Linked DNA regions of Homo sapiens: region 1 is linked to region 2. The links are chromatin contacts, found by Hi-C or POLR2A ChIA-PET in ENCODE. All regions are on one chromosome and are shown on one strand. Each heading gives the region's core, a stretch centred on a gene start or an enhancer-like site at or near the end of the contact. The rest is flanking DNA. Distances are from core to core; before and after follow the strand shown.

The links. Hi-C counts contacts between places; a loop is a spot of excess contacts on that map. ChIA-PET counts read pairs that join two places held with the same protein, here RNA polymerase II (POLR2A). Pooled maps may share reads with other maps.
Region 1: a pooled map shows a loop between it and region 2 (3-fold over the local background). The contact joins the promoter of FAM83F here to the promoter of GRAP2 in region 2. A Hi-C loop is called at or near these places in 3 of 50 pooled maps. POLR2A ChIA-PET finds 5 or more read pairs at or near these places in 5 of 52 experiments (Panc1, T-cell, activated CD4-positive, alpha-beta T cell and 2 more).

Annotation. Positions count from the first base shown.
Region 1 is chr22:39,993,679-39,996,757 of GRCh38, forward strand. It overlaps FAM83F (family with sequence similarity 83 member F), which reads left to right and starts at 1,276. Exons shown (of 5, transcript NM_138435.4): 1 at 1,276-1,853. The coding sequence starts at 1,365. It overlaps LOC124905155, which reads left to right. Exons shown (of 2, transcript XM_047441700.1): 2 at 670-1,090. The coding sequence ends at 1,090. RefSeq lists an enhancer at 991-1,624 and a silencer at 1,199-1,318.
Region 2 is chr22:39,899,312-39,902,452 of GRCh38, forward strand. GRAP2 (GRB2 related adaptor protein 2) reads left to right here and starts at 1,773. Exons shown (of 8, transcript NM_004810.4): 1 at 1,773-2,019.

The DNA of each region.
Region 1 (3,079 bases), core at 26-2,525, 94 kb after region 2:
CATTTTTTCCAGAGCATGAAAGGAAGGCCTAGAAATGGTAAGTGACCTTTTCAAATCCCCTGGGGTGAAAACCAGGTCCCCAATAACCTGTCGTTTCACAAGAAAAGGAGAAAGGGTAAAGGCGGCCGTGATGTCAGCGAAAGACCTCCAAGACAGAAAACCTTGCAGTCCCCGTGCTCTGCCTCTTTCACGGGAGACCTGGGCAACGCACACGTTGCTAGGCCTCAATTTCTTCAACTGTAAAATGAGGGGGTTGGAGGAGCTTGAAAAGCTCCTTCCAGCTCTGAGATGCTGCGCTATAAAGTGAGAGAAATGTGAACCTTTAGTTGTTATGATCTGAAAATATTTTGAATGTGGAGAATCAAATTGTAGAGCAGTGCATGAACAACATAATATGTTAATGACTAAGACGATTGTATTTAATCCGATGGGAAACAGCAGAGCTGCTGCCACCGCTGCTGTGTGTGTGCGTGTGTGTGGTGTGCACGCACGTGCGGTTTCCTTCCTTGAGCTCAAACATACATTTTGAATCACTAATATAGTAATCATGTCTCTGGCAGCCTATCTTGCCCAAACACACACGGAGAGACACCACACACCCTACTTCAAATTAAGGTGGGGGCGGGGGGAATTCCACTGCTGCTCTTTACATCATTTCTGTTTGGATAGCTATTTTTTAAAAGAAAGTTTTACAGTGAAGGTGTTGGACTCCCAGCCCAGAAGGGCTCTGATCTCAGAACTGGGACGCAAGGGTGGGGAGCTCGAGCTCTCATTAGCATTTCGCTTTTGCACACCCCCTGCCCGCTCCTCAGCCGTCACAATCCCGTCCTGCAGCAGGCCCCCCCACCAACACCGGACCCTCGACGGGGAAGGGGTCAGCTCGGCGGCCCCAGAGGCCACTGGGCCAGAACACGTGCTCCGGACTCCACGTGCGCGGAAAATGAACTCGTACCCGCGACGCGGCCGGCGGGGGCGGATGGCAGCGAGGGCCGGACAGCGAACCTTTACCCCGCGGAGGAGTCGGGGCCGGAGCCCGCACGTGGGTCTGCGACGGCCCCGCCCCCTGGGGGCGTCCCCTCAGGGACTCTAGCCCCGGCTGGTGGGCCCTGCAGGCCCGGGCCCGACCGCGTCCGCCAGGCCGCCCGGAGGTCCCGGCGAGCCCGGCGGAGGCGGCGGCCCCTCCCCGCCCGACGGCCACGCCCGCGCGGATTGGCCGCTCCCCGACGGCGGGGCGGGGCGGGACGGGCCGGGGCAGAGCTCGCGGCCAGGTGAGGCGCCCCGCCCCTCGGCGGCTCCAGGTGCGGCTGTGGGACCTCGGACCGCGGCGGGGCCGGGGCCAGGGCCGGGGCCGGGGCCGGGGCGCCATGGCCGAGTCCCAGCTGAACTGCCTGGACGAGGCGCACGTGAACGAGAAGGTGACCGAGGCGCAGGCCGCCTTCTACTACTGCGAGCGGCGGCGGGCCGCGCTGGAGGCGCTGCTGGGCGGCGGCGAGCAGGCCTACCGCGAGCGGCTCAAGGAGGAGCAGCTGCGGGACTTCCTCTCCAGCCCGGAGCGCCAGGCCCTGCGGGCCGCCTGGAGCCCCTACGAGGACGCCGTCCCCGCCGCCAACGCCCGGGGCAAGAGCAAGGCCAAGGCCAAGGCCCCCGCGCCGGCGCCGGCTGAGTCCGGCGAGTCCCTGGCCTACTGGCCCGACCGTTCCGACACCGAGGTGCCTCCTCTGGACCTGGGCTGGACGGACACTGGTTTCTACCGCGGCGTGAGCCGGGTCACGCTCTTCACCCACCCGCCCAAGGACGAGAAGGCGCCGCACCTCAAGCAGGTGGTCAGGCAGATGATCCAACAGGCCCAGAAGGTAGGCCCCCGCCTTCGCCCCCACACCGCTGGGACCTCGGCCCCAGTCCCCTGGACCGGGCCCCACCTCCCAGGCAGGGCCCGGGGCAGGCCGCCCTGAGCACCCTCTGGAAAATGGGCCCCAACCCGCCCCTACTTCCTGGGGCTGCAGTGAGGCCTGTAGAGCGAATGGCTGGGAACGTGTTTGGCAAATTACAAGGTGCTGGACAGATGTCAGCCGTCGGTATTCCAGCGTTCAGAGGCACTGGCTCTGCTCTGTACTTCTGAAACTTCCCTGTCCAGCCTTCCTCCCCAGGGAAGACTGGGGGCCGAGGCCCTGTGGTTAAAATGCACCACTCAAAGGTCTTGATGATAACCTACGTGCTGCCCAGAACATATCCCGAGCCGCTTTCTCATGTGATCGTCAAAACAACTTCAGGGAGTGGGTGGCGGTGACCTTCCCGGTCCCACCTCTGCCATGCTGCTCCTTGGACCACCCCTCTCCTCCCATAGTCAAAGCTGAGCTGGCGCCCTCACAGTCACAGCCTCTCCTGGGCCGGGTACTAGGCCCCAGCTGCCTGGAATGAATGGGGGACGGGGTATATTGAGGACCTACTGTGTGCCTGGCCCTGTGCTGGGCGCCTTGGCACAGCAGGTCACCTGACTCGGCAGCTCAGGAAAGGGCTCCTACTTAGCATATGTGTCCTGCTTGAGAGTTGGAAGGAGGGGCTGTTTCCAGGGTGGCTGGTGAGGCCAGTCCACTGTGGAACAGGTGGAAGACTTTAATCTTTATGCCTTTGGGTGGGAGTCCTGGGCAGCTTCCAGATCAAATGTAGGATGCCCCACTACATTTGAACTTTCAATAAACAACACATAACTTTTTAGTATCAGCTTATCCCAAACATGACATGAGACGTACTGATACTGAAAAATTCTTCGTTGTGTATCTGAAATTCAAATTGAATGGGAACGTTTTGTACTTTTATTTGCTAACTCTGGCTGCCCTACACTGAGATTTGTTAAGAAACAGCAGCAGCTTTTGGTGCCCAATTCAGAATAATACAACAGGAGTGGCTTGGGTTCACCACTCAAATTCCACTCAGTGAGTGAGGTTGGAGTCCTGGTTCCCCTCGAGGCTGAAGAGGCCTGAGGAGGGAAAATAGAGCTAGAAAGACCAGTGCTCAGGCTCATCTTCCTGGAAGGGGTGATTTAGGTAGTTGGGGTGATCTAGATAGTTGGCTACATTGG
Region 2 (3,141 bases), core at 523-3,022:
CCATGATACTTTCCATGTAACACCATTCAACATTTTCCCTTCGCTCCCACTCCCCAACCATAGAATTTTAGGGACTCCTTTAACCATTTCAAAACCATCGACTTGGGAGCTATCAAAGAATAAGGACTGTAGCCAGAGGATTTCAGCATTTAAAAACTTGGCAATAGAGCTGTTCAGTGTAATGATCCAAGAAGGTCCTTAGAAGGCTGAATAATTCTGAGGTCAAGGTTGAGACGTTATTATTTTTAAAGTAGCAAGATGTTGTTATTTTTAAATTTTATCTTTATAATGTGGAAATAGCAGAGATCCTTTTCAGATATAACCAGGATTTAAGAAAATTTGACAAAGTTGCATTAATAAAAAGAAAGCCTGTTATTAAGGAGCTACAGGGCCGGGTGCGGTGGCTCATGCCTGTAATCCCAGCACTTTGGGAGGTTGAGGCGGGCGGATCATCTGAGTTCAGGAGTTCAAGACCAGCCTGGCCGACATGGTGAAACCCCATCTCTACTAAAAATACAAAAAAAATTAGCCAGGCATGGTGGCAGGTACCTGTAATCCCAGCTACTTGGGAGGCTGAAGCAAGAGAATCACTTGTACTCGGGAGACGGAGGTTGCAGTGAGCCAAGATCATGCCATTGCACTCCAGCCTGGGCAAGAAGAGTGAAACTCCGTCTCAAAAAAAAAAAGGAGTTATGGATAGAAAATTACTTCCTTTAACTCATTCGACAAATATTTACTGAGCATTTTCTGTCACCTTGACACTTTGCTGATTCTTCTTTTCTATTTCAATAAAAATGTTGGGCAATTATAACCAAGGAAAAGGTTTTAAGAAAGTAAATTTTAAGCAAGGTTTAGATATAAAGAAGCAAAGAGATGGAAAAGGATGCCGTTTCACATTGCAGAAAAAGTTTAAATTTTAGAACCCCAAATTGAATCTCTCCTTGACACTCTCCTCTTGGTATTCCAGGGATTAATGCTAGGAACATCCCAGTGAGCCAACATTTCCCTCCTCATCTTGGATCCAGTCCCCAAACTCTGAATGGTGCCACTTAGCAAGTAGCAATGTCTCTAATTTTCTGTAAAAGATGCAACGTTGGCAATCCATTTTCTAGCAAGAGCAAAGAGAAAGGAAGAGGCCTTCACAAGTTGCAGTTGATATAGGGGGAAGGGTGAGTGGTACATTTAAAGGTAAGAACTAAGGAAGTTGAAGGTAACAAAACTCAAGGTCAATGGAAAGTCTTAAATCCCAGAAAGCCTTCAGTCTAAGACTCAACAGAAATTGAAGTCCCAGAAATTGAAGGAACTGGTTCCACCTCATGCTGGACTGTGGCAAACCTGGGGTGAGAATGCATCCCAGCTCAGAATGTTTCTTCTTTTTTTGTCAAGAGTAATATTAGAGGCTGAGTGTATGAACAAAGCATCTTTCCTGGGATTTTAACATTGTGAGTGATCGAGGGTGCTCTTAAATAAGTTCCCCCAAGAAGCCCTAATGTTCCTCTGGATGCATGATTATACTAAGAGAATAAGAGTTTTCCTTAAGATCAGCTTGCTGATGGACCATATCAAGAACTATAAATTTTCTTATGTGAACACAAGTGTTCAGGGGGGATATTGTTAAAACTGAAACCAAGCATAAAGAAGCAAAAGTGTTTCAGTGAACCTCCTGCATTTTAGTTCAACTCTGGCAGCAAGAAAACAAAACCACATAATCTAAGGCTCACGCCCAACTCTCCGAAGCCCCATATGTGCTAGTTCCTGTGTGGTTTGCCTACAGACTGCAGGGCTGACTAGGGTTAGTTTGGAGGAGGGAGTAAGAGGTGGGGAGGAGGAGGCACAGTTAATGGATCTGTAAACTTGCACCCTCTTTCAGAGTGGTACATGGAAGACAGCACAAAGTGGATCCATACTCTGAAATGCAGTAACTCTGATGCTTGAATTTGTCTCCCTTCTTGCCAGAAAGGATTCTAATAACTCGGTGTCAAAGCCAAGACATAAACTCAACCCCTTCTCTTCCAAAAGGTATGTCATTATACAACATCTGTACATATACTCTAGAAACTTTGAACAGTTTTATAATTTGCAGAATGTTCTGTATGAGTTAATTAAAATGAATCTCACTAGTTCTCTAAATATTGCTTTTAAGTCCCATCAGCTAAGGTCTCTAAACCTTTTGCTGTGACAATGTTTGTGGTGATGGGATTTGACTTCTATCAAATGAACTGGGAGAACACTTGTTCCTTACCCAGTCCATAACACAAAAATCTCCACAAACTGGCTTCAGAAGCATCTCAGGGAAAGATTTTCGACCTTGGGATCATGGAGGTAAAATTCCACTTCACCATGGTCAGAATTTAATCCAAATTGGAAGGGATTGGAGGGGGTGGTAGAGGGCTGAGCAGTGATGAATGAACACTAGCACTCTGAGGTCAGGATTTCTCTCTTTGCTTGAATTTCTAGTTCTGTTCGCATTTTTGTTACCTGTACAAAGGACACCAGTTTTCATTCCTTTACGAAAAGAAAACTTTATGTTGAAGTGTATTTTGGAAGGGTATTGTCTCTCTTCGTACTAGCCGTTAGGCTCCATCCCTATGACTGTCTCTGGTTTAGGCGTCCAGTCTGAAGATAGCTGCTTTGTGTTCTTTGTCCCAACTCTTCCTGAACGTGAGGATTGAACATACCAACCAAAGGTTTCACTAATTTAAAATGTACTGTATTGCCCTGACAGGTATACTGTCAAAAAAAATTTACCGTATTTATCTACCTGGAATTAGGCCTTCTTAATAAAGTGTATGCAGCATAATTTGCACACTATTGAACATACACATCCCTAGATAAACTAGGAGTGGGAAGTGTTTTAGATCTAAACATCCAATGGGAAAAATTTCGTGTGTTCTCGTTATGTTATCTGAGGATGGGAAACTTCAGGTCGCAGAATCTTTTGTTCTATGCAGCAATGTTTGTCATAAACGGTTTAGTTCTTTAGTGGCTCCTTTTTGTTTCTTATTTTTGGTTTCGGAAAGAGTATTTAGCAGAAGTTACTCTCCTTTAACAATCCAGTATTTTATGTAAAACTTTATAGAATAATTTTATAGTGATTCTCTTTACAAAACCATCTGCTATTAAATAAGGAACACTGTGTAA